Regions from separate parts of the Homo sapiens genome. Here all the other regions are linked to region 1. Evidence: read pairs that join two places in POLR2A ChIA-PET (ENCODE). Cell type or tissue: CD4-positive, alpha-beta T cell. All regions are shown on one strand. Links, peaks and the distances in the headings refer to the core of each region. The heading gives the core; the rest is flanking DNA. Region 1 has its middle 59 kb from the start of LINC02295. Region 2 has its middle 16 kb from the start of LINC02914. Region 3 overlaps BCL11B (BCL11 transcription factor B).

What was found. Peaks named below come from ENCODE experiments on the same cell type or tissue, not always from the same donor. Only the 100,000 strongest peaks of a DNase experiment are listed, where the experiment ranks them.
Region 2: POLR2A ChIA-PET joins it to region 1 with 8 read pairs; 2 of 35 experiments call an interaction of 5 or more read pairs at or near these places.
Region 3: POLR2A ChIA-PET joins it to region 1 with 5 read pairs; 3 of 35 experiments call an interaction of 5 or more read pairs at or near these places.

The regions. Positions count from the first base shown.
Region 1 is chr14:98,191,650-98,198,999 of GRCh38, forward strand. No RefSeq gene overlaps it. Among named protein-coding and RNA genes, the nearest start is that of LINC02295, 59 kb to the left of the region's middle. In CD4-positive, alpha-beta T cell, for the core only: a CTCF peak has its summit at 4,154; a DNase peak (open chromatin) is centred at 4,192; H3K27ac peaks cover 1,676 bases.
Region 2 is chr14:98,692,092-98,699,441 of GRCh38, forward strand. No RefSeq gene overlaps it. Among named protein-coding and RNA genes, the nearest start is that of LINC02914, 16 kb to the right of the region's middle. In CD4-positive, alpha-beta T cell, for the core only: no CTCF peak of the experiment used is centred there; no DNase peak of the experiment used is centred there.
Region 3 is chr14:99,201,071-99,208,420 of GRCh38, forward strand. All of the region lies in intron 3 of BCL11B (BCL11 transcription factor B), which reads right to left. It overlaps LOC124903412 (a long non-coding RNA gene), which reads right to left. Exons shown (of 2, transcript XR_007064392.1): 2 at 1-7,350. Among named protein-coding and RNA genes, the nearest start is that of BCL11B, 67 kb to the right of the region's middle. In CD4-positive, alpha-beta T cell, for the core only: no CTCF peak of the experiment used is centred there; no DNase peak of the experiment used is centred there; H3K4me3 peaks cover 1,445 bases; H3K27ac peaks cover 4,890 bases.

The sequences.
Region 1 (7,350 bases), core at 1,404-6,403:
GGAGAACATGTATTGTCTAAATTTCTCCCCTTTCTGAGGGACAACTATTTTTCTTGGCAGATTGGCAAGATAATCCCAAAGACAAATCCAGTGCACCTTCCCCACACCCTGGCCCATAAACATAAAGGGATAGAGTCTAGGACCAGGTCAAGATGAAGATTTCAAAATAAAATTCTTAGAGACCCAGCATTCTGGAAACTAGAGAACATCATGGCTGGGAAGGGGGCATAGATGGGCACACCTTATACTATGACAGAGACAGGCTCTCAAAATGGAATGGGGATGGCATTTCAGTAAATGCCCATCACCTAAGACAGAGATAGTCTCCCCAAATTTTGCACCCTTAATATCGCATTCACTCCTGAGACCAACACAGTAAACTAGGTATAGGAAATATGTTTGCCTCTACTGTACAGAAAGGAAACTGAGGTACATTCACCCATTCTTGTTGACTGCCTATATACACAAGGCTCTTTCCAAACTACATAGGTGAGCAATGACTTATAGCTTCCTAAATTGGTTGCCTGATATAAGTGTTAAAGACCATTTTATGTTCATTCTACAGACAATGAATATCAAACATTTCTCTGGTCTTGACCAAAATTTCATATTTTTTTTCCCCGAAAATATCAATATGAGTTAGAAAATAGGCTCTAGAGCTTTGGCTTAATCCCAGTCACCAACTCTGAACCTGTTTCCTCATCTTTAAATTAGACTAATAAGATCTCTCTTGCATCACTTAGAAGTCTTTGGGGTCATTAAAGTTAATACTGAATCCTATTTCAATTGTACATGTATTTATTAAATACCTACTCTATGCCAGGAACCATACTGGACACTGAGAGGACAATGATGAATAAGACCCACTTACTCACTCTTCCTCCTAGTGAAGCTCATAGTCTAATGGCAAACGCAGACATTGAACATAGACCGACATGCATAAGGCATGCAGTGGAAGGGAAAGCATGGAATGGGATGGGAGCCATCGCAGGAAGTGTAAAGAGAATATTAACTATATTGGGAAGATGAGGCTGCAAGCTTTCCATGAAGAAAGTGAAAGAAGTGAAATGTAAGCTAAAACATTCGTATACAGGAACAGAAAGCCCTACTTTTATTATAGTATGTGCTAGTATTAGTCTTCCACAGTATTGGTGTTCTATTAGTAGAAAGATCTGTGCTATCTCTGTGTCCTGTTCCGGCAGCACTCTGAGCATCCTCCAACATGGGAGAGTGAGGAAGCCGCATACTGTCAGATCTCAATGCCACAGTGTCATAGATGTCTATGATTTGAGGAACTCAGTCAGGGTGGCCGGTTGAATGGCTGTGGATGGAACCACCAACTCCTGATTGGCATTCTCCCTGCTGCACTTCTGAAAGGAAGGAAGAAAAGAAAATCTTGCAGGCACCCACACATCCAAAAGGAAAAAAAAAAAAAACATGTCAGTTGTACCCACTCATGTCATGTCTGCTTAGTGACAGGCAGAAGTACGCCCACTCCTGGTGGCCCAAACTCCAGAAGGAAAGTCATGTTGGAGCTGCCCACACTCTCAAGGATGACATGGGAGCTGGGTCAGCAGGCAAGTCATCTCCAGCATCTCAAAGGGCTGGGGAAAGAGGGAGGGCCTAAGTCAGGTGTAATGGGCCAGTGTTCACCTCTTCTTCTAGACTAGGAGAGCCTTGAGGTCAGGGATGACCAGGACTGAGTCTGGGAAACTGATAAAGAAAGATATGTTTATAAGAATCACTGGGAATAATTAGAAGGGCTTCCTGTTGCATGGCTGCCTTAGGACTGTGAAGCTAACATAAATGCTGGAAGACTCGCTGAGCAAGAGAAAAAGAAGAGCCCCATTCTGAGGTTCAATTCAGCACTGCAGTCTCTTGCCTATCTAAAGAATCACAGAAAGCCTGATCTCTCCATGAAAATTCACTTCTCCCATAAAGAGTTCAACCCCTCAACTCCCCAAAACACCATTAAGATCAAATCACTGGGAAATCTTTTATCTGCCATTCAGAATTCAGCAAAAGAAGCTTGGAAATCTGCTTATAGACATACCACAACTGACTAAGCCAAACATGGGTGAATGCAGAAAACAAGGGATCCATTCGTTGAAGGATTACCCAGGCCTTTAGTTGCCATCTTTGCAAGCATCCTTGATACCTCTCCAAAGCCTTGAACTATCAACTAAAGACCAAGAAAGTCTACAAAATCACCAAGGATCCTGATGGTGCATGTAATTGCTCTAAGAAGCTGGACCGAGAGGAGCAGTGACATTTGAAGTAGTATAGAGCTAAAAGAAATGACTTGTTTCCTCTTTGGTTTATAATCTTTGTGAGTTTTTTAGAGAATAATTGAAGGGGATAACATATTATCTATTCACATAGATAAGAATGGGTAGATAAATAGTTGGTTATAAGGAATCTTTTGAAGTTAGATTTTTTTGTTATCATAGAGCAAGGAACATATTTGACAAGCAATACCCTAACACTTGGGCTGTTATCTGAGAACCTCCCAGGTTGCACACCTATGCAAGTAGGGAACTGAATATGTAGCCTACTTGTTCTGAAGCTAAGCTAATCTGGATTTACATTTGCAACCTACTGGGTTTCATTTATTCAACATAACAGTATAAAATTATACAGATTAACTGATAAGATACTAATAATTTGATTGATAAAATGGGGTCCCATTTGCCATATTAAACAAAGGGGAGCTGAAAGAATAATTGAACTGAAGAGGCATTTGAAAGCTGTCAGAAGAGAAGCAAAGGCAACATAAGCTGAGAATACACAGGTCTGCTTCCATTTGGTGGGCCATAGACAAGCCTTCTTTGAGGAGGTGATCTTGGAGCTGAAGAAACTGTTGCTTAAAACACAAAGGAAAGATGGCAAAGGTTGAGAGATGGTGGTAGCAATAGAACATGGTATGGGAAAATGGGGGGCTATGCAGTGACATCACATGGTTTAGTTTATCTGAGGAGGTATCCAGTGCATCCTTTGGAGGCCAAGTCAAAACATGTGAACTTCTTCTGTAGACAGCAGGAAGCCCTGGAGTATTTTCAGCAGAGAAATAATATGTTCAGAGAAACATTTTAGGAAGATAAATCTAACCATGGTGTGAGGGATGTTAGAAATAGCCAATCTGGAGACAAGGCAATCAGTCATGAGGCTCACGCTTTGGGAAGGAGGAGAAGTGAGGAGTCTCTGTGGTCCTTGAGGCTGAAAATTCCAGTCTGGTTAGACAGGACTCCTGATTCCTCAACACCCAAGGGGAGAAACTGGCATGTCTATGTTCTACTTGTTCTCTGATTCCCCTTATGTTAATATTATCCTCTCTTCTTGGCTGGGAGGAGGTACCAGTAAAATTAGGAGTGTCAGAATGAGCTGCTTTTTTGGCCCACGCAAGCCACTTACATTTTCAAATCATTCCTATCACTCTCAGCTGACAGGCATAGGACTTTGTTCTGATGCCTTCATTCAGAATGGAGCCTTGGAACGAGGCAGAAAGACCCCCCCTGCTCAGGTTTACCCACATCACCCTCACTCAGACTCTGTTTCTTTGCTACAGCATGGGGGGTAATAGGAACACCTGCCCATGCGGCTGGGCACACTTAGCACACTGGCTGGCACATGATAAACTCTCACTCAATGCTTCTTGCTATTACAGGTCTGCAATCCCTTACCTACAATTCTGGAAGCCCAAACGCTCTGAAGGCTTACATTTTATGACTTATTTGACTGCAACAACTGGCCTGATCTGAACTCATTAGGCAGCAAAAGTTGACCTGGACCGACACTGGGCTGTTGATAGTCTTTATTTATCCGACTTGGTGTGCATATTCATACATTTTTCTGCAGAAATATTAATGGGCTTGATTGCAGGGCACTGCCCCAGGCTCCACTGGGGGTGTTAAATAATACTGAGTGCATGCAACATATTACTGTTCTAAATCTGAAACATACTGAATGCCAAAGGGCACAAAGGTTTCAAATATGGGGTCATGGATTCATATTGCAAAGCTTGTATCTTTTTAAGGAGTGGTTGGCAGCCTTCACATCTAGATGCAAAAAGGAAGAAACTGTTGACACGGAATAGAGTATTACTTTTTTTTTTTTTGGTCTTTTCTTTTTATTTGTCAGATGCTGAAATAAGAAGTGAGCTTCTGAAATGCCTGTGGGTGGTGCTGGAAGCCCAGGGTGTGAAGCCCACCTCCCACCCAAGGAATTTCAGTTTCAAAAGTCTGACTCCGCTTTTGTCTCGGCATCCTGTTGAGAGAACGTGAATGGAGAGGAGAATTTGGCTATTCTTTGTCTTAAAGATGGGACACTGAGGTTTTGGGAGTTTCAGGACCTAGTGATAGGTCCTACAGGCTGAACAAAATGGTGCCAGGACAGTCTTAACAACTTTTGAGTTTTGCATCAAACAGTCATAAGGCCAGAAATATCTTAAGCAAGGCTTTGGTTCTAAGACCTTCTTTCTTTAGATCCTGCATCAGGTGAACCATATAGTAAGTACTCAGTAAATCTGCATGGGATTGGAATGACTCTGTTTTCTTTCTCTCTCTCTTTTTTTTTTTTTTTTTTTTTTGAGACAGAGTGTTGCTCTGTCACCCAGGCTGGAGTGCAGTGGCGCGATCTTGGGGCACTGCAACCTCCACCTCCCATGTTCAAGTGATTCTCCTGCCTCAGCCTCCCAAGTAGCTGGGACTATAGGAATTTGCCACCATGCCTGGCTATTTTTTTTTTTTTTTTTTTGAGACAGAGTTTCGCACTTTAACCCAGGATGGAGTGCAGTGGTGCGATCTCGGCTCACTGCATTCTCCACCTTCCAGCGATTCTCCCGCCTCAGCCTCTTGAGTAGCTGGGATTACAGGTGCCTGCCACTACACCCAGCTAATTTTTGTATTTTTAGTAGAGATGGGGTTTCACCGTATTGTCCAGGCTAGTCTTGAACTCCTGACCTCAGGTGATCCACCTGCCTCGGCAACCCAAATTGCAGGGATTACAGGCATGAGCCACCGCAACTGAGTGATTGTTTCTTTCTCATATCTTCTCCTTTGTCCATTCAGCAGCATAGGGAGGGACACTGAGTATCAAAGAGCAGCCTTTCACCTCCTAAATGCAGTTGGCAGAAGATTAATGGTGGGATTGGACTAACACAATCAGTGTTTAGGTAAAGTTTGTGTTTGAGCTACTACAATAATTTTAGGGAGTCTGCTGGATCTCTCTTCTTCTTTGTTCTGTCTGCTGAATAGTGGGCCAAGATGACACTCTGAGCTTTCCACCCTGAAAGACAAACACCAGAATCTTGGGACTAGAGTCTTTGGCTTGGAGATTGTGATGCCATGAAAAAAAAATTCCCCAAATGGAACATGTCTTCAAGGAAAAGACAAGCAATGTTTTCTGGGTGGTGTTGATACAAAGGATCCTGTGTGAAGAGTTTGGAGACCTGTTTCATTCCACCACCAAAGTACCAGCAAGGGTCCATGAACTGGGGGATTTTGAAAACTCTGTAGAAACTCAGAATCTTTTTTTTTTCTTTCTACGTGCATAAGCTATGTTGGAAAATAAGCACACTGCCATCATTCCAAGTGCACCTCAAGTCCTACCTCATCTGCAAAGCCTCGATTCCTTTTCACCTTCACTGTCTGGACTTTTTGCAATCATTCCCATTCCTCTTCTCCGTGGGGCTACTTCCAGAGCCTGCAGTGTCAGGGAGCTGTGCACCGGAAGCCTTGAAGGGCTAGTTGGTCTTCCCTGTGTTTCCTGGGACGTTGTTGTTTAAATAACTTGCCATCCACCCACAGTTCTGGATCTTCACATATTTAAACAGAACTACTGTCTCCCTATTATCTGCCACACCAATAGGGTAGGGGTGCCATGTTCTTCTAGGAGGATAGGCTCTAACCCTTGGAGTCATTGCCAGCTCTCCTCTCTTTTCTACCTTCTGGTTCTAAGTTGTTTTGGGCCAAAGAGCCCTTTGAGACTCAATGACACTTTGTCTCTTCCCACATGGAAACACACACGAGTAATACTATCTTTCTTACCATTTCCAGGGGTCACTAACCCTCAGAACTTCATCCCTGGGCCCCCCACCCTCCATCAGTGCAGGGTTTCTCAGAGTAGCCCGTGAACCACTGCAGTGGTTTGCTTTAACCCAGATTCCCAGACCTCATCCCTAGACCTACTGAGACAGAATGGACAGAGCAAGGAGGACAGATGAGCTGCCCAGACCACGTGGTTAGTATGTGGTGACCCTGGGATTCAAACCCGGGGACTGGCTTCCAAGGTAATGTTTTCATTACCTCGATCACAAGGGGGTTTGATAAACTAAGCAATCAGAACTTGCTGGTTTTCCAAGGAAGAATTGACAGGATGATTGAGAGAGAGAGAGAGAGAGAGAAAGAGTGTGTGTGTGTGTGTGTGTGTGTGTGTCAGGAAGGTTGCAAAGTAGTATAGTCAGAGTTAGAGTGGCCTAAGATTTAGGGAGGAAAGCAATATACACTCAGACTCTGTCCCCAAATGTCTGAACTCTACAGTGATCAAGACACTGCTGAGATGTTCCCATTACTAGGTGCATTTTCCAACACATGATTTGTTCCAGCATCCCCTCCAGCTTCCTAAGGACACCCAGGAAAAGCCAATCTTATCTGAAAGACCATACCCTTTGAACCCAAAGTCACTGGAACTCTTGACAATGCTAAGGATTCAAGATCTGCTGCCCCTGAGGGAACAGCCCAGACATAGACAGAGGAGGCAGAGCACCAGCGTCCTCACCCCGTGGGACTTTCCAGGCAGGCTGACCGGAGCAGGTTTCTGTGAGAAACTGATAACTGGGCTGGCTGCCCCTGGCCTGCCTGCCTGCTCGAGACAGGGAGTGACAAAGTGCTGCATCACCTTTTTCTCCCGCGGTTCGGGTTCACACTGCTGGGCTGGGCTCCAGAGGAACTGGTGGTTAGTTTTGTGGTCACCCAGCAGTTTTATGAAGGCCCTTAAGGTGCTTCAAGTACCAGGTGGCCCCAGCGTGGTTTAACTGTCTGGGGGCCCGAGCTCTCTCAGTGGCCACCTAAGTAAAGTAGACAAGCTTCATGTGAGAATTGTTCAGTTGGCCATGGCGATTACATAATGCACTAGAGGTGCAAGGACCACGCTTGCTATTCAGTAAGATATTACAAGTTCATACATTGTAAATTAATAAATATGCCAGCCCTCTTGTGGCATGTGACAGTGAATCTAAAGCAATTGGAAACATCCATCGCCTCATCTGAGAGTTACAGCAACCCCATTGGATGCCTTGTGGGTTCCATGCTGCAGATGTGCAAAGTGAGGATGGTCAAGGCTGAGGGTCTGTCC
Region 2 (7,350 bases), core at 746-5,745, 500 kb after region 1:
TATGTGTGCCTTCTCCCCACTCCAAGGAGTGCATGACTCAGAGTAAGCTCCTTACCCTGCTAGCTAGCATCTCTATTGGAAGTGGTGAACTTCATAGCTGAGCTCCCTTCCAGATTTATAATATATCCATTCCCCCAAGTGCTTGACATGGATGTGTTAGAGAGTTGAAGACACTCTTTAATGTTCAATATTTCTGTGATTAACGTTTTATTGGACGGTGGGCAATGGAAATGCTATCCCCGCACAAGAGAATTCAAATAGGGGACATTGTCTGTTGCATAAAACCTCCATTTAAAGATTTTTTTTAAATGTTTTAAAAGTGACTTTGGAAGGAAGCTTCAACCTGAGGAGAAGGATCAAAAGTAAAATTGATGGCTTCAGGATGGAATTTTTCCCTTCAGTAACTTAGCCATCCTGATAGAGATAATGCTGTCCACCTGTCAAGGCGAGGCGGCAGGCTCACTGCAGAGAAAGACAGCAAGGACCTTCAGAGCCTGCTCAACTCCAGAAGCTTGTTAAGGGGCTGGGAGAGAAAGAGCAATTGCCCTCCCTCTTGTCCTTCCCCTGTCCTCTTTCTCCAAGCCTGAGAGAGGACTGCAAGGCCACTGGTCCCCAGAAAGCTGATGAGGATGAGTGGCTCACGGTTCTGTGTGGCTTGTTAATCACACCAGCTAGCAGTCCTCTTCCTATGTGCCTGCCACTGTGCAAAGCTCTTTACTTCAATTAACTGAAGCTTCCCTGTGACCCCTTGATATTAATATCAACATCCTTATTTTACAGATGAGGAAAGTGAAACCCCAAGACCTCAGTCTTACTAACCCCCAGACCTCAGTCTTACTAATCCAGTTACTCAATCAAGACCTGGCACACTGAGACAGTCTGAGCCCTGAATCACCATGCCACACTCTCCACATTCCTCATCTCCTGTGACCCTCACCACAGCGCTGCTAGATGAGTTTTTGGCTCATTTCAGACTAAGGTGATCAAGAGCCAGAGAGAAGTAGTGGCTTGTTCAAGGTCACACAGCCAGTGCATGGCACAGCTGGATCCTGAACCCTAGCGGCCTGACTGCAGACTACGTCACAACTGGTGGACATAAGGGAGGACGTTTAGCTGATTTTTCTCCTTAATGGTTCGCTTAGTTACTGAATAAGGTATTCCAGTAGTTTTTTGCTATAATTAGCTTTTTATGTTTTATGCTACAGTGCTAATAAGAGTAGTTTAAATAGATTTGAAAGTTGTATTAATTCCACTCTTTTTCTTTTAAAAAAAATGGAGCTAAAAATTAAGTCACCTTGAGAGAAATTGATATTATCATTGTTACACATAGCAGGTATAAACAAATCTGTATGTATGCCTAAACTTACCCATAGGTATTGCTACAGATATGTTTTATATCTATAAATATGTGACATATGTGCAGTTAATACATGTCCATGCATATCTCCTTTTACTGCTTAAAATTATTAACCCTTTTCAAATAAACTGACCCCTGATGCGAATCCTCCTCACCATAGAGTTGCTCACAAAAGAAGCAACTTGGTTACAAAGCAACACCTGAAGTTCAAAGTTTTGCCCCTGTGACTTTTAATTCAGAGCCCGTTGTTGAAACCACTATTCATCTTCTTTGTCCGCAGCATCTTTATGCTGTGGTCCATCTTTCCCCATAAGCCAACGCACATACTTCTCATTAAACCTCAAGGTCAGCTGGAGCTGCCTGCCTCTCTCTTAGAAAGGCCATCAGGATCCCCAAAGTGAACGTTACACATGCCACAGAGCTCGAGTTTTCTGTCCAGCCACCCCAAGCGCAGTGCGTAGGAATCTGGCCATTTTTGCTTGATATGGTGACAGAGAAAGAAAATGTGAAATTTATTATATAGTTTTATTTATACCTCCATTATATTCTACAAAATATCAAAGGTGGTATAAGCAAGATGTAGACCTAGATGGCTAATATATCTTCTTTGTTCCAGAGGGTTTTATATTTCATTTATTTTCAAACTGAACATGATCAGGTGATTATATAAATAATAAAGATGTGTTGTATCATTTATTTGAAGAATAACTGATCTGTGATCATTTTGGTATTGATTAAATTAATAGAATAAGCACTTACGTACCTTACTACAAACCTGTATATTAAAAATATGCCTTAAAATATAAGCCAGGGTCTGGAAAAAGGTTTGATCTGGAGTAGTGGGAGTGAGCTCATTTGACCTCAGCTTTGCTTCCCAAACTAGAAGACACTGAGAACAGGCTACTGGCCTCAGGGTCTCTGTTCTTTTTCAAACAGCAAGTTGGCCTACCATTCTTACTAAATCATTGCCATTCCCTTTGAAACCCAAGCTGATATATCGATGACCTTGCACCAAGTAATAAGTTCAATTATATTTTCCACTTGTAATTTCACATCTACATCCAAAAAAGGCTCAGTCCCTTTCTTTTTATTACAATTTATATTTCTTAGTATGTTTGGACTGATTTTAGGCAGATTGCAGATTCATTGTTAGTTTTTATTCTTGTTTTCCAAGTGTGAGAAGAATGACTAATTTTAGTGGTTGGCCTCCTCTCTTCCTCAAAGTCTTCAGTTGAGTTAATGTTTGCTTTGTCTTAAAGCTACTAGTTTCATTCATTCCCTTTGAATCCATTGATTCAGAGATGTTGCACAATGTAAGTAATATGATCATTACATCACATCCCTTTTTTTTCAGATGGTGTATCTGAAAACCAGAGATGGAGAGTGGATAAGCCAAGGTCACACAGCAAATTCATGGCAGAGCTGGGACTAGATCCATGGGATCTTAGACTGGGATGATCTTCTATTTTGTGTAGAGTGTCTCTGTAAGAGGGTGGTGTTGGATGTATCTGCCTGTCCATTCCCATTTTTGGCCATGGTCCATATTGCCCAGGGTGACTATCTACTCTTTCACCCCCTAAAACTTTATACATGATGAGCTTCTCCAGCTAACCATTGCAAACACTGCTCTAGTGTTTCATTACCATTCCATTTCCACAATGTTTATAGCTAGAGGAGCTACCAAACCTAGACTTCATCTTAGAGTAGAGTTTACACTTTGTGTCATGCATCTTACCAGGGATGAGATTAACCTGGGTGTGGCTCAGATAAGAAGGTTAAAATAATTACAAAATGAAAAATTGAGCATTGGCCTATTGAGCATTGTCTTCAAATATCTGAAGTGCAGGTTGTGGTGTACATGAGGAATCAGAATTGTCTGCACAGAGTAAAGCTAGAATCATTCAAGTGGCCAGTCCATTTATATACTAATTGAAGACCTTTCTGGAAATGACAATGCATTAGTTCATTCTCACACTGCTATGAAGAAATACCTGACACTGGGTAATTTATAAAGAAAAGAGGTTTAGTTGACTCATAGCTCCGCATAGCTGGGGAGGCCTCAGGAAACTTACAATCATGGCAGAACACACCTCTTCACAGGGCGGCAGGAGACAGAATAAGCGCAAGCAGGGGAAATGCCCGATGCTTAAAAAAACCATCAGATCTGTTGATGATAATGAGACTCACTCATTATCATGAGAAGAGCATGAAAGAAACTGCCACCATGATTAAATTACCTCCCCCTGGTTCCACCTTTGACATGTGGGAATTACAATTCAAGGTGAGATTTGAGTGGGCACACAGAGCCAAACCATATCAGACAAGTAGGCCAAAAAATAGATGTCTCGTCTTGTGAAAGAGTTGCCCAACCCAAGTGCAAGACAGCCCATTCTATCACAGCACTCAGGGCAGACTTGAGTTCATGTCTTAGCTCCAACTGAAAAACCATGAGACTTTTTAGCTGCATAAAACAGTGAACATGCTGGAGATAATGATGATGATGATGATGATGATAATGATGGTGAGGATAATGATGATGGTGGTGATGATGATGGTGATGATGATGATGGTGATATTGGTGATGATGATGATAATAGTAATGGTGATGATGATAATAGCAATGACAACGGTGATGATAGTGATGGTAATGATGATGAAGATGACAATAATGAGAAAAATGGTGATGAGGAAGGCAAGAGTGGATAATAATGTAAACACAGGCTGCTTCTCTCAAAAATGTTGAGTAAGAGATCCTCACACTGGATGGGAAGTGGAGGAGCCAGGTGACTTCAAAGATTTTCCACTTCCCCTATGAGTCTATGACTCTTAAGTAGTTAAATAAAAACAACAAAGCTTTAGCGTTAGAGCAATAACAGGTCAAATCCAGTAGGTATGAAATATACAACCTTGTATCTGTCAGATTATGTATATTCTTAAGGCCTTTTATTCTTAACCCTAGAATATGGTGATAAAATATCTATCATGCAAAATGGTAGACAGAATTAATGTGTTTTAATTTTGTAAAATACCTTGTTACAACTCCAGACATGTGAGAGTCACTGAATGAATGTTCATTTATGTTCTATGAATGGTGAAAGAAGTGGCAGATGTTGATCTAGAATACTGGCAACCAAAAAGCCAGAATGACTGGACTGACATTTTCAGGGACTTTTTGAGAGCCATGTTCAGTACCTATGCCTTGTGCCTTCAGAAAACTGAATAATAGAGACCATCCCTATGTTGTCCTGGCAAGATGCCAGGTAAGCTTAGGTCCATCACCCCTCTCATTAAGCTTGTACTTCACTCTTCTATTAAGTCTTTCCAGACATTTTCCAATTTTTTCCAAAGCTGAATTCCAACCAGGCTGCTCACTCATTCATTCGTTCAGCACATCCTTATTCATCACTTACCATGAGCTAAGCTCTGTTCAGCATGAAGTGGACAGGACTAAGCCCTGATCTAGCTCTGGGGATGGGATGGAGGAGACAGGCATGTATGTTAAGATCTGAAACTGAGATGTACACAGAATGCAAGGATGGTGTGGTGCACAGCCTGCTGAATTCTGCCTGGGGCCACAGGTGGGGGTGGGGGTGCTTCCAGGAAGATTGAGAGGTGGATTCAGGAGAACTGCTGAGTGAAGGGGTAAGTACCATAGAATAAGAGTAACAATTGTAAGAACTGTGGATTCTTTGTGCAATCAATAAATCTTTAATGAAGACCTCTTATGGGGCAGTTTCTGTGTTAAGCATCCGGGATGCAGTAGGAGCAAGAGATGCACCATTCCAGCTCCCCACTGTTTCTAAGAGAGGAAGCAGAAAAGTGAAATGTGGAGAGGTATGTAGGTGGGAGAGAGGATGGGTGGTTATACATGACAAGAAGCTAATAAAATGAAGAAGTAATATAACATATGAGGAAATGAAGATAATGAAGGAGGGCAAGGATGCAGAGAGGCAGGAGTGGAGGTGGCATCATAGGGAATCATCAGGGAGGCCTCTGTGCCCCTGCTTGCCATGGAGAAATTGTGAGCCATGACCCACACAAAGCCCCAGGCAGCTTTTTTCTGGCACATACCAAAGACCCATCAGAGGTAGTTCCCTTTGGCTACTCTGCCCGCATTCTGGACACAGAAATTTAAGGATATGGGAGTGATTATTCTCTAATCACTGATATCTGAGTTCTTCAGACATCTGATGAGGTGATGTGTGTGTGAGGGAGGGAAGGGAACTAAAATTCTTGCAGGTGTATATGCAGCAGGTGGTCTGCAGGGTGCTTTGCTCACACCTTCTGAACTTCCTGTCACTCTCCTGACCCCATGGGGGTACACTGGTTTTATCTCCCTGACACAGGGAAATTCTCAACCATCCTACTTGCATTTTGGCTTGCTCACCATTTAATGTCCAGTCTGTAGCACACAGCCTACCACATAGAAATATGTAATGATAATTGAATGGATGGATGGATGGATGGATGGATGGATGGATGGATGGATGGAAGAATATTATAATGGGAATAGATTATTCCTGTTTTTCAGATGAAGAGAGCTCAGAGACGTTGTGTGACTAGTATGCAACCATGGACCAAGAAATCTGCAGAGGTGGAGTCAATAGACAAGTTATTTATTCATTTAATACTCCCTCTCACAGGCTTTGTTAATAGTGCTGCCCACTCTTCTGTCAGCTGGTAATAAAAAGACAGATAAGGCTTCCCACTGTCTTTAAGACACTTATCATGTGGAGAAATGAATCGGCTGGCAAATTTCAGAGTCCAAATTTTAGTAATTTTCCTAGTACATAAGATGAATTTGTGGAAGTTACAAGAATAAAGGTTTTGGTGAACACATAAAGAAGATGATTTTGACATTTCTCTTTCAATGCATGCTTGTTCTGTTGTTGGTGAGTTCCTCTTCTCTGGGAATATTCAAGGTGAGGCTGAATGATCCCTGGTCAGACCCAAGAGAGAGGGGACTCAAGCTCAGGGTAGCCTGTTAGATTGGGTGGGCAGTCAAGGGTAGGTCTCTGCCACCCCCAGGAGTCAAATGCAGTGCAAACCTGCATACCATTTCCCCATTCCCAGTGTGGCCGCTGGCATGGGGTCCTTGCTCTGATGGGCACTGAATATCTGAGCAGACCACTTTCTGAGCAAGCCCAGGGACTTCTGTATCTCCATGAATGGGCACCCTCACCTAGAAAGAGCAGTCAGGGAGCAATCTGGGACTGGGAGATTTCCAGCGTCACTGCAGCACACTCTCACTTTTTCCCTTGAGTGCAAAAATGCACAGGAACCCACGGAGACTTAGTGAGACTCTAAGTAGAACTTAGAGGTGTTGAGGACAACTTCTGTACACTTCATTCTAGAGAAAGAGCAAAAATCAGAAAAGCCCTCTGAAGGCCTCCAATTTCTCTGGTCCCACAGCCAGAAGAACACAGGGGCTGAAGCCAACACCTCCCGTGTGGGATGCCTGCTTCCTATCTCTCCAAAAGGTGACCCTTTAGTCCAGAATACCTGAACCACGGCTAGCATTCACGGTGTGCTTCCTCTAGGTCCACTGCAGACCAGGTGCTTTGGAAACATGAGCAAATGTTCTTCAAACAAATGGGAAGGTTGATCCTCATTTCACAGAAGAAACAACAGGTTCCACGAGGTGGGGTGTATTAGTCTCTTTTTACACTGCTGATAACGACATACCCGAGACTGGGAAGAAAAAGAGGTTTAATTGGACTGACAGTTCCACATGGCTGGGGAGGCCTCCAAATCATGGCAGGAGGCAAAAGGCACTTCTTACATGGTGGCAGCAAGATAAAAAGAGGAAGAAGCAAAAGCAGAAACCCTTGATAAACCCATCAGATCTCGTGAGAGTTATTCACTATCAAGAGAATATCACAGGAAAGACCAGCCTCCATGATTCAATTACCTCCCCCCGAGGTTCCACCCACAACAGATGGGAATTCTGGGAGATACAATTCAAGTTGAGATTTTGGTGGGGACATACACAA
Region 3 (7,350 bases), core at 1,052-6,051, 1.0 Mb after region 1:
GGCCTCCAGCATTTTCCTAAGAGCAGGATCAAAGCTGCAGAGGATCCCAGTTCTCCGAGGGAAGTGGGCAGTAGCCCGTGCAAATCATTTCTACAGAGGAAAACGCAACCCTCGCCAGGGATTTCTCACCCTGGAAGCAAAACCAAGGCTCATTGTAAAGAATGCCTGAAAAGCAAATTGACCCTCACCAGCTGAAGAGTGGTCGGTAGTTAAAAAGTTGTCACACACAATTAACAGTCCAAATACTGTTTTAAGGGAGGGCAGGACACAAATGGTGACGGGACAATGCTCCCCTCTCATCTAGAGCCTGATGAAGGCCTGCGGCAACATGAATCGCTGTCATGATCATCACCATCCCACAGGGGGCTTCCTTCCTGCTTAGAGATGAGAAACTCAAGGCTCAGAGAGGTGGAGTAACTTGTCCAAGGTCACACAGCCAGAAGCCCCCACCTCCCATGACAAGGCTGCTCCCTAGGGAAACAGACCTGCCCCCAGTCCCTGTCCTGGCCCTGTGTTCACCCTGTTCTGCCCCCAGCAGCCACCCAGGCCGTCTCTCTGCACCCTGTCCCAGGTCCCTGGTGCTGCACCGCCCCTGGCACATCCCAGAAGTGTCTCCTTGCTCACACCCAGCACTGGCATCCCCTCTGCCTTGTGTGGCTGCCCCTCCACTGTGCCCACCTGGGAATGTCTTTGCCTCCTTCACTTCTGGGCTCACACTCCCTTGCAGAGCTCCTGGCCTCCCTTTGACCATCCCTCGGTGCCTCACACTGCTCCCGGGCTCTATGCCAGGGTGCCCCCAAGGAGCTGCACTCTTCCTCTCTATTTCTGGTGACCAGAACAATGCCAGGCTCCAAAGGGGGTCCTTGAGCCCACAACAGGCAGGAAGGAGTCGGGGCATCAGCCAGAAACACTCGCCTCTTTTTTTTCGGTAGAGACAGTTCACTCTGTTGCCCAGGCTGGAGTACAGTGGCTCGATTACCACTCACTGCAGCCTCAACCTCTTGGGCTCAAGCAATTCTCCCCACCTCAGCCTCCCGATTAGCTGGGATTATAGGCATACACCACCACACTCGGCTGATTTTTTTATTTTTTATTTCTGTGTAGAAACAGGATCTCACTATATCGCCCAGGCTGGTCTCAAACTCCTGGACTCAAGCCATCCTACCACCTCAGCCTCCCAAAGTGCTGAGATTACAGGTGTGAGCATGGCCAGCCACTGGCCTCTTTATAAGCGCCAGGATCACTTGTTTCTGGTGAAAGCTCTGCATGCTGTAGGAGCCTCTAAGAGTTCTTTTCTCCTGCTTTTTCTTTTAATAGGCCTATCCCAGGAGGAGGACACTTGAGCCTCCCAGCTTGTCAGCTCACTGCCCTTCCATCAGAGAAGGTGCTGGGTAGCAATTTCATGATCAGCCAAAATGTGCCTTGAAGTAGAAGAGGACAGCCCAGCCCTGGGCCAGAAATGACAAACAAGACAGCTTCCTCCTGAAGCCATGCGCAAGGCAACGCAAGGAGTGCCCTGAGGACTCATGGGGATGGGAGGGAGAGAGAGGGAGGCAGGGCCCACAGAGCCCTGGGGAGAGAGCAGAGGCCACCTGTCGTCGGCCACTAGAGCTCAAGTCTAACAGTCCTCCTGGCTACAGGGCAGTCCAACCTCCCCAGCCTCAGCCTCATTCAGCCTAGCTCAGGCAGGGAATAGCGAGGCCGAGGCCACCTGGAGCCGGTAGAACAAGCCTGGGGTCTCATGCAGCGCTGCCCCTGCTGAGTGACCCAGAAGTGTCCCTTCTCCTCTCTGGGTTCTGGTCTCTGGTCAGGAAGGGAGTCAAACCAGGCAAATCTAATTCAAACCCCCGCCAAGAATCCAGGGCCTCACAGCCCAAGTGCTCTGGGGTCGGACAGCCGGTGAAAAGCTGTTTCCACTAAGAAATACACAGGGTCCCCTCATCCCGGCTCTCAGCTGTTCAATGTCCGCACCCCACTGTGGCACGAAGCTGGGCCCTTCCACACCCTATCTCAACTCCCACTTCCTAGAAGACAAACTGAGGCTGTGGCTTTCCCCAACCACAGATCTGGAAGGCAAGGGCTGCTCCACTGCCCCATGTGTTCCCGTTCTCGTTCCCCATGGCCGCAGGGAGCAGAACAGGCCTAGTCAGCCACATGGCCTGGCACCAAACAGAAGGTCTCCACAGGGCTCAGCTCTGCTCCTGTAAATCCCATCATCAAAGAGGGAAATAACCCGTGAAGCCCCAGGACAGAGAGAGACTTCTGAGATGAAAAGATCTCACTTGACCCCTGAGACCTTCTAGTGGCAGGATGCTGACATGCATGCCTGGGGCCAACAGAACACTGACACTGAATCCAGAACTTTAATTTCTTAAAGGCGAGTTCAAAGAGGTTAACGAAAGGAAAGGTGCACCACGTTCCATCAGTGTCAGTGAGGATGAAGAAAGGAGAAGTGGGTTCGGAATGGGTCCACTGGCTGAGCAGCATTTCCTAAGCATCTACTATGTGCTAGGCACCATGGGGGTCCTGGGAAGGTCCCTACTCACAAGGAGTTCATTCATTCACTCATTCATTCAGTGAGTCATTCTTTACTCTGTAATTGCACAAATGGGTCTGAAAACTGCATCTCCTGGGCCAAGCTCTGTGCTGGACAAGAGAGGACGTGGTTATGAAGGGAGCCCCCCTACCCCCAACACTGAAGGCATCATTACAGGCCAGCACAGTGGGACCTTCAGCTCAGATAGGGATAGAGGGCTGGGGGCCGGGGGAGCGCACAGAAGGAAGCAGCCACCTCCCTCTCGTGGCCTAGTCAATCTTATCGCAACGCCCCAAGCGCCCCTGAACCCCCCGCTCTGAGCCAAGGAGTGCCACAAGAAGGTCAGCAGTGCCCAGGATGCCATCAGCCCCCAGGTCCCCCAGGCCCTTGCAGATGGAAGGACTTCCTCCTCATGGTCTTCCAGCCACTGCCCCCACCCTAGCCTTCCAGGCTCTACCCAGTGCCTGAAGCATGGGCATTCTCCCTGCTCAGTCAGAGCTCGGCCTCAGAGGGGAAAAGGCTGCCTTGTGGGTGATGACTGGAGGTGGGCCCACAAAAGGGGTTCACTAATGAGCCACCTGTGAACCCATCTCTGGGCAGGTTGCTGCAGACAGGATCCATGCACAAGCTGCCTGGTGGGCCTCTGGGGAAGTCTGTGGACTCGTCTTTCCAGGGGGTCTGGAATGAAGGCCTCTCTCTCCCTGGGGTTAGTGCAGAGAGGCTAAGGCACCTGTAACAACCTAGCAACTGCCCCCGATCCCGCACCCCACTGGCCTGTCCTGAGCACCCGAGCTCTTCCATCTGCAGTGGCCAAAGGCATTTTCACCACCCAACAGCCTTGGGGTAGGGGGGAGGGAGGCAGGCAGGAGAACTCAGAACTTTGCTCCCCCAGCCCTATCATTCACTCCACAGTGCTCAGGGAGGTGGGTGGGGGACTCGCCAACACCCACTCCACCCCACATTGCTCCACCAGCTTCCTGCCAATGCCCGGCAGCTATTCATCCCAGGGGCAGTCCCTGGACACCTCCCAGGGGCCAGGCCAGTGCTGGGCATCTGGGAGCCTAACAAGAGTGTCTAGAACCTTCTCCCTTACCAATAATGTCCCTTTTCCCCCACATCCAGACAGAGCGAGAGCTCGAGCCCAAGTGGTAAAAAGAATGTTCTAGACAAAATCGAACAGCAGCATCTTCCTTCCGTCCTTGGGTCTCTGAAGGCTGTCACGAAGGGCTGCCTGCATTTCTCATTCAAAAATGTTCAAAACCTAAAGAAACTCATAAATGTACACACAATAAGGCCACATGGGCAAAGCAAAACACAGACATGTAACTTGGGGCCTAAATTCAGCCCACTTCATGTGACAACACCATTACAGTCTGTGCCCCCTGTCCTTGGATGGAGGGGTACCTGGGACAGGACAGGCGGACCAGGTCCCAGATCACCTGTGGGCAGGTGTTCAGGGGATGCCCCTCCAGTTACATTACTTTGAAAGGGAGCATAATATGATCCTTCCTTAATGGAAGCAGCTCTTTCACAACAGTAGGAAGAGGGAATTAAAAAAAAAACAGGCCCTTGAACGAACCGAGGGCCCTCCTGGGCTGTCAAGAGAGAATTCTACAGCTGGTAGTGATGACGGCTCCATCCTACCCGGCCATTTCTTCATGGAGGTGTGGCCACAGGGTCTCAGACCCTGAAAATGAGCATCCGGGGACAGTCCCTAACTGAGACGGCCCAGGCCAGCAGGGCCAGTGGAGGATTCGCATTCACTCTGGTGCTCCACAAGTTTGACGGTTTGGGAAAATTCGCGGACTCTCCCAAAGCCTGCATCTCCCACTTCTACAATGACTGGTTAAATGCGCCCAAGGACCAGGCGCTCGCTACACCAGCATGCCAGGAAAGGGGAGGAGCGACGTGAGGACCTCCTGTGTCACCCTGTCCTGGGCGCTCTGTGAACTTTGTGATGCCTGAGATGAGCTCCCTTTTCCAGAGGAGGAAAAAGGAGCCCAAAATTTGACAGGACATTTGAAGCATCCGCCCCCCTACCCCCCAGCTTTGTGGAATGAGGTCAGGAATATGTAAATAAACAAACAGAGTACGTGGTAAGGAGCAGAATTCCCAGAAAGTTCTGTTCCCACATTTTACCTCCAAAATTAAAAGAAAATAACAGCACACATACCAGTTCCCGGGAGCAGTATGGTTCTTGACCACGGTGGACCAAGTCCAGACAGCCATAAAGCCACTCCCACCAAGGTCTTCCAGCAAAGATCTCTCATTGCAGAATCAAGTTGTTGAAGGAAGGTTAGCTCCAAAGAGGCAGCCCTTCGTAGCCAGGGGTTGGGAGGGGAGTCTTGTGGGAAGGGAGCCTGAAGTACCCCCGATACCCTCAACAGAGGACCGAGGCTTTGGGGAAGGAACACCTGAGCCAGCAAGGTTCATCCAATGGAGGCCAGGGCCAGAGGCCTCCTGGACCAGATTCTCTCTCCAGGAGCAGAGGCAGAGGGTGATCCAAGGACACAGAACAAGAAGATCTCAGCCTCCAACAGGGTCAAGATGGGAAGATGTCACAGTCATCCATCAGGGTAATACTATCTCTTATCCCTGGGGGCCACAAACTACGGGCCATGGATGTCTGCCTGTTTCTGTAAATAAAGTTTTATTGAAACAACAGCCACACCTGTTCATTAATAGTCCACGGGTACTCTTGCACTACAGTGGCACAGTTGAATACAGTAGTTCCCTGTTACCCGTGGTTTCACTTTCTGGGGTTTCAGCTACCCGAGGTTAACCATGGTCCAAAAATATTAAATGGAAAATTCCAGAAATAAACAATTCATCAGTTTTAAATTTTGAGCCACTCCAAGTAGTGTGATGAGATCTTGCACCACCCTGCTCTGTCCTGCCCAAGACCTGAATCTTCCCTCTGTCCAGCATATCCATGCTGTAAGACACCACCTGCCCCTTAGTCACTAGTAGCCTCCTTGGGCATCGGAGCAACTGTGGTAGTATCGCAGTGCTTGTGTCGAAGCCACTCTTATTTTACCTAATAATGGCCCCAAAGTGCAAGGGCAATGATGCTGGCATATTGTTCCAACTGTTCTATTTCATTATTAATTATTGTTGTTAATCTCTTACTGTGCTGAATTTATAAATTAAACTTTATCATAGGTATGTGTGTATAGGAAAAAGAACACAGTACAACAGGGTTCACTACTACCCGAGGTTTCTGGCATCCACTGGGTGTCTTGGAACATATCCCCCCAAGGATTAGGAGGAGACTACTATAGTTGCAAGAGAGACCACTTGGCCCACGAACCCTAAAGTACTTCACTATCTGGTATTTATCATAGATAAAGGCCCGGTCTTATCTAAAAAACCATGGGATGAAGCCCTCCAAGCTTGCAGTTGATCCAAAACTCTCTATGCTGAACTATTACTTTCTTTCATAAGTGAATCAGAAATCACAATGTTTCCATTTTTGCCAAGGCTGCCAGGAAGCTCAGAGGTAAATTCTAGGTTTTTATGCAATGCAGATTACTAGGACTACCTTTTCTGTCCCTTGATTGTATGATTCTCATTCTTTCACCATCATTTTAATGCTTCTATTACTGGTTTACTTAAAGCAAGAGACTTCAAATTCCTCTTATTATGACATAAATGACAAAGCGAAAAAATACATGAGGACCCAATAGCTGCTCCAGCTCAGGGGGCCCCCTGCACCTTGATGAGCCTTTGCAGACCTAACTCTCAGAAATCACCTGGCCAAGGGCACCTCATCCCTTCCTTTCCAATCTAAAGTCCCTCTAGCTGAGACCTTGGGACCAGAAAATCCCCCATGAAGCTGAGGGAGCTTTGGGCACTCACCTCAGTCACTTCCAGTGCCCTTCCTGTTTCTGGTGGGCAAGAGGGCTCCAAAAGCATCCCCTATTCACTCAGCCCCTCATTGACCTCCTGTGCACCCTGGGTGCTGGGAGCCGGAGCTAGAGGCATCAGGCACAATCTGTGCCCTGGAGGCCTTCACATTCCACACAAAGAGGATGTGACATGACTTATCAGCCGGCCCAGAGGCAGGTGCAAGTGCTGCCTGGGGGAGCTTTTCCCGGAGAGTAAACAGGAGCTCCCTCGGCTGCCTGGGGATGCCCAGGGCTTGCTGGGCAGAGTCTGGCCAGGCCAAAGGGCAGAGGCACCCAGGAGCCCAGTGGAGCAAGGAGCCCAGTGGAGCAGAGCTCAGCTGCCAACAACAGCAGCCCTGAGGGACAGGGCTCTGGCAGATCCTGTCCCCAGATCCACCTGGAACTGAGCTCCCACCAGCTGGGTGGCCCTGGGCAAGTAACAGGCCCCTGAGTCTCCATCTCCCCACACCAGCGGAGCAGCATTATTGGGAGGAATGGAGAGAGCAGATGCACCACGCCCAGCACAGAGCGGGTGCTTTGTAAATGAAGTCTACCCCAGGAGGCCTGGCTGGGTGGTAGCGGACACAGGGCAGCATAGGGAGATGAGTCCAGTAAGTCCCAGGGGCCATGCATGTTGCAATGAGGAGTCTACTTTCCCACAGGGGTGTCTGAAAGCCCGGATGTTTTAAAGCAAGAGGCGAAGGATCCTGTCCCTTGTCCTTTGGAGTGGCACAATTTGAACAAAGATGGGCCTGCTCAGGCCTGGCATCCCTTCCCCCACTGGAAAAGCCTGGTGTGGTCACCTGGGCCACAGCCACAGGGCCTCGGACTTCCCTGAGCCCCAGATCCCAGGAATGGACAAGGACCGTTCCTCCACAGAGGCCAGCATCTTGGAGCTGCAATCCCTGCTAATCACCACATTATTTA